2 separate regions of the Homo sapiens genome follow, and region 1 is linked to region 2. A link is a contact called in ENCODE Hi-C or POLR2A ChIA-PET data. All regions are on one chromosome and are shown on one strand. The core of a region is the stretch at or near the end of the contact, and the rest is flanking DNA. Distances in the headings are between cores, read along the strand shown. Region 1 has its middle 62 kb from the start of TLR5. Region 2 overlaps DISP1 (dispatched RND transporter family member 1).

What was found. Hi-C counts contacts between places; a loop is a spot of excess contacts on that map. ChIA-PET counts read pairs that join two places held with the same protein, here RNA polymerase II (POLR2A). Pooled maps may share reads with other maps.
Region 1: a loop to region 2 is called in a map of endothelial cell of umbilical vein, with 4 times the contacts of the local background. The contact joins two enhancer-like sites. A Hi-C loop is called at or near these places in 7 of 168 maps with a recorded cell type or tissue (HepG2, PC-3, PC-9 and 3 more), 1 of 37 single-sample maps with no recorded cell type and 7 of 50 pooled maps. POLR2A ChIA-PET finds 5 or more read pairs at or near these places in 3 of 52 experiments (H1, MCF 10A and naive thymus-derived CD4-positive, alpha-beta T cell).

What each region holds. Positions count from the first base shown.
Region 1 is chr1:223,079,367-223,084,039 of GRCh38, reverse strand. No RefSeq gene overlaps it. Among named protein-coding and RNA genes, the nearest start is that of TLR5, 62 kb to the left of the region's middle. Within about 2 kb of position 2,684, at least 25 of the 41 ENCODE cell types and tissues checked have a DNase peak (open chromatin) inside an H3K27ac peak, as active enhancers do.
Region 2 is chr1:222,992,087-222,996,900 of GRCh38, reverse strand. DISP1 (dispatched RND transporter family member 1) reads right to left here. Exons shown (of 9, transcript NM_001377229.1): 7 at 4,791-4,814; 8 at 1,919-2,016. Among named protein-coding and RNA genes, the nearest start is that of TLR5, 150 kb to the left of the region's middle. Within about 2 kb of position 2,225, at least 5 of the 41 ENCODE cell types and tissues checked have a DNase peak (open chromatin) inside an H3K27ac peak, as active enhancers do.

The sequences.
Region 1 (4,673 bases), core at 1,435-3,934, 87 kb before region 2:
TGGAAATAATGTGTGTGATATATTTACTGTAATTTAGTTTGTTTTCTGCCAGAATAACGCAAGCTCAGACGTGCCAGGAAGAAGGACGTGAGTTAGTCCTGGAAGGGTAAGAAAGATTTAGATCCACTGGGGCTCCCCCTGGCCCTTCCGTAGTGCCGGACGTCCTCACGTTGCCCCTGACCCAACACATATCTCACTCCAGTCTAAGGATTAGTAATGTACTCCTTGCTAACGCTTTCCCAAGGAGATGGAAGAAAGTTTTTCTCACAACCGAAACAGCAAAAGCTTACCCCAAACCCCTTTCCACTACATGCTCTGACCTCTCTGCTCCCACAGCAATGGGCTCATCCACCCCCAACACCCCCGAGACCTCCTCCTCATGTTCTCCAAACTTCCAAGCCATCTTTCACTTCGAAATCCCATTCCCTTTAGCATTCCATCGGTTCAGCAGTGGCTGGCCAGGCCAGAACCAGGTATTGTGGGTGGAATTGTGTCTACTACAAAAGTCATTTGCTGACGTCCCATGTTCCTTAGAATAGCACCTCATTTGAAGATAAGGCTTTAGAAAGGTAATCAAGTTAAAATGAGGCCATTACTCATCCAAAATGAATAGTGTCCTTATAAAAAAGAGAAACGTGGAGACAGCCACACACACAGAATGATGCATGAAGACACATGAAGATGGTCGACTACCAGCCAAGCAGAGGGGCCTGCAACAGATTCTCCCTCACAGCCCACAAAACGAATCAACCTGCCAACATCTAGATCTCGGACTTGCAGCCTCCAGAATTGTGAGGCCACAGGTTTCTGCTGTGTAAGCCTCCCGGTCTGTAAGACTTTGTTACAGCTGCTGTAGGAAGCTAACACACCCCTCCAGGAGCCCCTGGCTGTGTACAGGAAGCTTCGACTCACATGCTAAGGTGTGAGGGGGGCATGGCAGGTGCTCCGGGAAGGGGAAGCAGCAAAAGCAAAGGCGCGAAAGCAGGATATTCAGGGAGGCCAGCAGCCTGGCTCTGGGGAGGAGTTTGTGATGAGGAGCATAAGGTAACAAGGTGGCCAGGCCAGGTCAAGTACAAACAGGGCTAGATGCTGAATTTACGTGTGACATGCATTGCAATATTCATTTCTTCTTTGTTCCACAGAGACTGCAGGCAGCAGGGTAGCCTTTCCAGGTGCTATAAAGAGTCATTTCTCTGGGACCCAGACTTCAGTCTGAGTATCTTCGCAGCAGATGTGTCCTGTGGGTGGTACCACTTGGTGTCACACCCTCCATCCCATGCCTGCAGCTCCTTCTACAGCACTCAGCTCTGTGCACATCTTGGCATTATCTGGGTCTGCCTCTCTCTGTTTTCCCTGTGGCCTGGTGTCCCTCTGCGGGTGCCCAGTCACACACCTGCACGGGGGGAGGGCCACACACCGTGGACAGCAGTGGAAAGAGCACTGGGCTTAAAGTCAAGGGACTGGGCTGAAGGAGTTCGGGAAGTGCCACCCAAACACGGTATGCCAGCTACCTTGAACCGAAGGCACTGGGCAGCACAGGATGCAGGCGGAGGCTTGCTCTGAGCTGCCTTTGTCTGCCTAAAGACGGACCCTCCAAAGGGACCTCAATTATCATGAATCCCCCTCCCCAGGAAATTCATGAGCCAGGGGAGACTCGCATCACAGCAGAGGGGACTGAAGGTTGATGCCATGCCCAGGCCAACTTTGTCATAGGCTACCCATATTCTCCCAAGGGCCCATTCATCTTTCCCCAAATCATTCATTCTCCCCATGGCACCTCCATCCCCTCTCCTGCCTCCGCGGTGAGTCAGGCGCATAAGCTTCTAGGTCTCTCATTGGTTTGGAGATATTCACTTTTCTTTCCCATGATGCATCCATGTGCATAATAAATGTGGTCACCCTTCCTCCTGCTAATCCGCCTGCTGTCAGTTTATTCCATAGACTCCATTATGGAGCACTCAGAGGGTAAGGTTTCCCCTCTTCCACGGAGCCTTGCTGAGCCTCAGTTTCCCTATGAGGCAGGCATACTTCACCATCTCCTTTCAGGCTGGATATTCATTCTAAGGCCACACATGAATATGAGAATATTCAGGCCTTTTAGGTAGAATATTCTAAGAATCTTAAACGATGGTACCTCTTAGTGGAAGCAGTATTCTGACAAACCAATGGGGCAGGGAGGGTGGGAAATGGTGTTTTATGGTCACTCTGGGACCCCAGGCAAGGTAATCCTAATGGAAGCTCAGGCTTTTGGGGCGGGCTTTTTTTTTTCCTGTCTACGAATGGAAACATGAAGCAGATTTCGCAGTATCTCCCAGGGAACTGGACAGTCTACTTTGGGGCCGGCGCAGAAGAGATGACCCCTGACCACCTCCCGGTGTGCTGGCTGCGGCTGGACCCGAGGGCGCGTCCTCCCGAGCCTCTGCGGCTACTCTTCTCGCCGCCCCCAGGTGGTGCTGCAGGACCACAGCCTCGAGGCTCCTCCGCCCCAGGTGCCCGCCCGGCAGCCCCAGACCTGCCTGGATTTACTCCCTTCAGCGGGAGGAGACACCAAGAGGCCGACGCGTAAATTCCAGGCCTGGCCTTCTTCCAGCGCTCCAAAACCTTCTGGAGCCTTCTCAATCAATAGACTCAAAGGCTTTTAGCGTGTCCCTGCCACTTGACGTCAGAGGTGACACGGGTCTGTGAGCCTGGCTGCTGGAATTCACACTCAGCCAACACCCAGCTCGGGGCTGTTCCCCTTGAGCCTGTCCCAGTGCCCGGAGGGGCCTCTTTCCCTCATTCCTCCCCTTCTAGAAACCCTAGACACAGCGCCAACACCACACCCGGAGGCGCCGGCCTCAGGGGAGAAACCACAGTATACACACACCACACATACTATGTGTACACACACTACACAGTGGACACCCACCACACGCACAATACACATGCACGACACCCTGCACACACGTGCCACAGGTCAGCCTGGAAGCACGATCACAGAATGGGAGTCCTGTGGTGAAATCCTCGCTGATCTAGAAACAGCTGCACGGCCGCCCTTCCCGGGGAGAGTCCCAGGTCCTCAGAAGAGCCCCAAGTTGCAGCCCGGCCCATGCCTACCTGCAGCCCTGCAGCAGCAACACACCTGGAGGCAGAGAGAACTTTGGAATATGCTAGAAAGCCAGTAAGCGCACATCTCCTCAGAGCTTTGCTACTTTTGTCAAGAGTTCCATGCTACTTTATGAGGTAATGGAAAGACAAGGTTAAAGCTGATTGAGCTCAAGCTACATCTTTTACATGTTAAGGGCCCTCATTGGACCCTGACCCTGGCTACTCATGAGGGAGACTTTTCCTCCCTCTCCTGTGGGCCTGTGTGAGCCAGGCATGGAGCTTTGCCTGGGCACTGGTCCTTCCCCCCCAGGGCTGTGAGGGCAGGATCCATGGCCCTGGCAGAGTGAGGCTGGGGCCGGCATTGGAGCCTGAGGGGCAGGAGACCCCAGAGAGTTCCTCCGGAGCAGCACAGGGTGGGCATTGGGGTCAGAGCCTGTGGCCTTCAAACCTGGTTGCTCACACTACTGCTTCTCAGTACAGCCAAGGTGGTGCACGAATCCAAGAGAAAAGGTGAACGGAGAAGCCCGGTCCTGTGGGCCAACCCCAGGGAATGCGCTTCTTGGAGAACTGGGAGGCCTGAGCCCTGTCCTGTGGCTGGGGACAGTCCAATCTGTGATGCAGTAGATGCTGGGGGCCTCACGGAGGGCTCTGAGCTGAGGGTCCTTTCCACCCCCAGCCCAACCTCAGGGCCAAGAAAAGAAGGTGCTCAGTGACCCCGCACGAGCTCTTTCCCGGGTGCGCGAATTTCATGCAGTTATATTAAAATAGAAATACTCAAAGCCGCTTGGACCCAACTGACTAGCTGGGCATTAACATGGTGCCTAGGTAGGTAGGGCCTTCCTGGATTCCAGCTGTTGGACCCTTTTCTCAACAATGCTTACTTACACAAGCAACTAGGGATTGGCCCCCAAAATGAGGATTGCTGGGACTTGCAAATGATAATTGTCACCAAATAGGGTCTGGATAATTAGAATGAAGGATGATTAAAAGCGTGAGGAATCTTGGAAGTTTAAAGAGTCCAGCCTCTCCACGAGTGTAGGAATTCATTCTCATTCTCCCGGCAGGGATGATCCGGCCTCTGTGTGAACACTTCTAGGGACAGGGCACCCCCTTTTGGAAATCAGACCACTCCAGTATTAAAGAGTTTATTATTCACTCCTGCGTGGGCGTAAAATCTGCCTTCTGAGACTTTGGCCTGCGGGTCTGAATTCCACCTCTGAACCTCCAGAGAGGAGCCTTCCCCTCCCACTCAGCAGGTCACCCATGTCTCTGTCACTGACCACTGTCCACAAAGGGGCTGTTTAAGAGGGCAAGGGTGAGTTGGCAGCTACTTGGATCAAGGCGACCTGCCACACTCATTCTGGGGAAGTCACCAGAGTACATGGCCGAGGCTGGAAGGCAGATGTTTGAGTCTGTCAGAGTCTGTGCATTGACAGGATCCAAAAGCCTGGGGCAGCAGATGAGAGGTTCACAGCTGCTATGTACCCCTCCCCACGTGGAAAGGCAGACACAGGGGGACCCGTGGCCCTCACGTAGAATGCGTGGTCTCCAATGGTGGCCTTGGACCCCTCTTCCCCTGTGATCAG
Region 2 (4,814 bases), core at 976-3,475:
AAAAAGGATACTTATTCCAGACCACAGTGACTTTTTAAGCTTCATTTGTGTGGGAAATGGCATATACAGGAAACAAAACGGGGGAGGTATCTTCCTCACTAGAAGCATAAAGCAGGGTGGGTAAAGGCAGACGCTGGAGTTCAACTTGGCTGGGTTCCAATCCTGGAAGTGCCCCTGACCAAAGATGTGAACTTTCCTCAACTGAAAAATGGGCTATTTAGTATTTAATTCACAACACTGTCATTGGGATTAAATGAAATAATGTATTAAAGTATTTAGAACACTTCCTGGCACATGGTAAATACTCACTAAATATCAGCTATTAATTAACTGAGTGAATTCAATCACTTCAGAGTCTTCAGGAAAGGGAAGGTCTGAAGATCAACCAAAGGTAGAAGAATGAGGACAAGAAGGAATAGAAATTAATGAACTGTACTCATCCAAGGTGAGATTATAAAGTAACCAGACTGGCTTAGCTTCTCTTAGCTTAATTTATCATCCGTGTAAAATGCATTGTAAATTCCAAGGTCACAGATCCACTGTGAGTGATGTACAAGTACCCAGCATAAAGTCTTGCACATAGTAAATTTCGCTACACATTTACAACTTTAGAGTTAATTTTCTGTATAAGAAGTATCCTAATGCATGACAAAGAGAAATAGGTTCATAGCCTTCAAATAAGGAACTGATAGCTGTAGAAGAGAAGAAAACATCACAAATAAAAATTGATCACCAATTAAGAAACTTTGGTCTATTTATAGATCGTTTGTGGCTTTGGTCTATGTGAAAGGAAGATAGCACTGACAGAAAATCCTGATACCTCAGTCGATTGGAAAGTCATTTTCAAAATGTACAAACAGCCTCTTAGAATGAAGGATGGGGTAAATCTGGGAGGTCTGGGACCAACTAACTAGGTTACCTGGTTAAGATACTTAGTTCTTAGAAGGTACTCATGTTAGTACAATGAGACTGCTGGTTTGGGTGATCTCTTCTTTCCTTTCTACTGCCTATTTCATTAAGAAATTTCCCTGTTGACCGAACAGGTGATTGCATGAGGTGGTCAGGCTAGCTCTCAGCACGGCACATGATTCGATTTTTTAACCAGTCATTTTACATTTTAGAGTTATGCTGAGAACACAAAGAGTTCCTTTTATGCTGGTTGCTATGCTTGGACAAGTTCATTAGTGACATCAGATAGCAGTTTCTATTTAGAGAAACTATCTCTGAACATATGAAATTGACAGCTCTTCCAAACCCAGAAGCTCACTACATTTTCTGATGCGGACATGTTTTTGGCTGTAGAGAAGACTGAGAGACAAAGCGCCTGTCTTCTTGCATCCCGGTGTCTCCCGAAGCAGCAAGGTGTTTAGCATTCAGGGCAGTTTGGATTGGATTACTGTGGTCATTTACATAGATACTGTATTTATGCTCTTTGATGTCCCCTTTCCCAGCCTGCTCCCTAAATTTCCCTTTGAGGTCACTGGCCCAAATGACCCAGTGATTGCCAGAGAGGCAGGCATTTCATTGCACAATTAAGATGCTGACAACTGCCTCAGGGCAGGAAATAGGGAACAATGAAACTAGGTTAGGAAATAAAAATACAACAAAAGAAGAAAAACAGTCTTAAATATTATACTGAAAAGAAATACTATGTGAAATAACAGAAAACACCATCAACAGCCAGAGATCATGAATGGGAAAGAAAAAGGAAGATGGTATGTTTTAAAGTTGAAGGAAACACGGACACTTTGATCCTGGGATCTGAAAGAATGCAAAGCTGGCCTGCTGGAGTTTACTCCTCAGTAGGTAAGCCTCTGAAGTACTTTCATCTGATCAGAAACCAGGGTCAGCAGTAAAAGGAGTTTCAATAATACAACCTTATTTGTGCTAAGGAGATTTTAGTTTTTATCTTACATACCCTGGAATTATCTACATTGCACATTGATTTAATTGCAGGTAAATTCCATAATGTCTCCCCTCCAGATGAAGTAAATACCACTCTGGAATATCGGTCACCTGGTGATATGAAAAAAAAAAGGAAAGAAAAAGGTTTATAAATTATTCATTTATTTCATAAGACTCAGGATTTGGAAATAATTCAAACTGGGAAACCACATGGATGATTCATTAGCAGCAGGAAATTCTTTCCTTTGATAAATTCCAGGAGAAAATGTTAAAAGAAAAAAAAAAGCAATGCCATAATATTGTCTTAGCGCAAAGCCTTTGTCTACTCACTACATCTTAAAATTGTATGAATTATATAGCAAATCTATTTTTGGTCAGACTATAGGAAGAAAAATCCACAGGAATTTACAACAGGAAACGAATTGAATATATCCCTCTTAATTTCACAACACATCACCCTAATACAAAAAGATGCACTAGGGAATACCAAGAATGGATTATAGGGATGTTCTCCCTGGCAGCTAACTAGAGAGGAGAGATGGTGGGTGATCTATTTAAAATCGCTAAAAACAGCCAACTAAGTACAGAATGCTGGCCACATTCTGGTCGAGTACATGGTCTCTCTGGTACACTAGAGGCTAGAAAAAATATTTTGAAAATCAGATTAACAAAAAAATATGTTTCTGAATAAGGGAGGTTGTATGATATACCAGAAAGAGCATGCATGGTCTTTAAAGTCAGATTAGGATATAACCAGGTCCTGTCATTTACTAGCTACGTGACCTTAGGCAACTAACAACTTCTCTGAGCCTTGGTTCTTCATTTGTAAAATGCAGACAGCAATATCTATCTCAAATAGCTGTGAGAATTAAATGAGATAATAATAGATGCCCAACAATATTGTTTCTGTATCCTCAGAACAGAAACAATATGAACCACGTATTAAAGAATATGAACCACATAAAACAAAGAAGATTAATTTTATGATAGTTAAAATGTCTAATTGTGCTAACAAATAAGCTGGTAAATTTATGAATAAAGCTTTATTATAAAAGTTTTTATTTATGATCATGAAGTTTTGGCTATTATCTCATGTTGACTGATTTTGGAGAGCAAAATCAGCCTGGTAGAAACTGAAGCATTTCATTTACATAGAGCTGGTAATGGCTTTAGTCAAGGCAGAATCTACTTATGAGACAGCATTTACTGTTGACTATTGAAATGTAATGTTTTTCCTGGTTAAGATCATAACTAACAGATGTTGGTTAAGCAATAATATATACTAATACTTTGATTGAGAGAAATAAACCAGCCAGAACATGCAAGTAACCAGAGTTCAATTTCCTAATGTTTTTTAAGAGAAGAGACAGAAAAGGAAACATGTATTGCTTCCTGGGATCAGTATAAGGTTCTGCCTCATCTCCTACTATCTATTACTATACAGAGTAAGTGATCAAAATAAAGACCCTGAGACTTGGTAAACTCCAGAAACATCAAAGATCCAATCAGGTCATCTAGTGTTCTAATAAGACAGGAAAAAATACATTTAAGAGGGATTTTCAACACCAACAGCAAAAGCTGAAATCAAAAGAGCTTTAATGTTAATATTCACTTAATTAAAAATTATACTATCCACAATTCCTCAATCCTAATCACTATGGCTAATCAATGGCTTACATACTTATATTCATGTCCTCTAGGCTGTGCCTTCCTTCTTCTCTGGCAGCTGCAGAGTAATCAGGCTGACTCCATGTTACAGCAAATTTTGGGTAGTGAATTTGTTGCCAACATTTAGAGAATTAATGGCTCCACATTCAAATCTGGATTCTTGGCCAGGTGCGGTGGCTCATGCCTGTAATCCCAGCACTTTGGGAAGTCAAGGCGGTATGGTCACCTAAGTTCGGGAGTTCGAGAGCAGCCTAACCAACACGGATGGAGAAACCCCGTCTCTACTAAAAATACAAAATTAGCCAGGCATGGTGGTGCATGCCTGTAATCCCAGCTACTCGGGAAGGCTGAAGCAGGAGAATCGCTTGAACCTGGGAGATGGAGGTTGTGGTAAGACAAGATTGCGCCATTGTACTCCAGCCTGGGCAACAAGAGCGAAACTCTGTCTCAAAAAAAAAAAAAATTCTGGGTTTTTGACCTCTGGCAAGTTCTTGCAACATTTGGGCCCTCATTTCTAGAACCCCATCTTTTGTCGCGGCTAAGTAGCAGCCGATTTCTTTCGACAGGGCAGATGTTCCTTAGTGTTCCACAATCACCATCACTTCTCCTGTCACACCTAGCTAGCTTTATTCACTTGGATTATATGCCAGGCCCCTGAGGCATTCAAACTTTGAACCTCTAGACTTTATTTTTTTCACCTCTCTACCTCTACTGCCTAGTGATGAGGTAACACACAGAAGGCTCTTAATATAGTATTGCTTTTTGAATGAATCAGAACTTTAAGCCATTTTCTGATTCACTTTAGAATGAATTGGAACTTTAAATAATTTTTTAATAATTCAACAGATTATTTCAAGGTTCAATGCAAAAATATGTACCTGTACTTGATCTAGAAATAAATAGTACAAGGAATTTTTAAAAAGACTTGAAATGTTGGGCAAGGTCAAGAATTTCATTAGATTTATATCTTCCTTAAAATAAGAAAACTCAATCATTACTTTTTCATTAATTTTAATAATATAATAAACTCAGACTAGTAGTTGACTAAACTAGAGAAGTAAAAGAAAAAGTTAATTAGCCAAAATTTCTTTAGGTTCAACAGCAACAGTGAAGCTGTGTGACTAGCCACACACGGCTATCAGTCTAGACTGTGATCATGTTCAATTTTAAATGCGAGCAAACTGCTGAGTGGTTTGTTCATCTACAATGTCACTCACTTGGAACGTCGCAGAAAAAGCTGT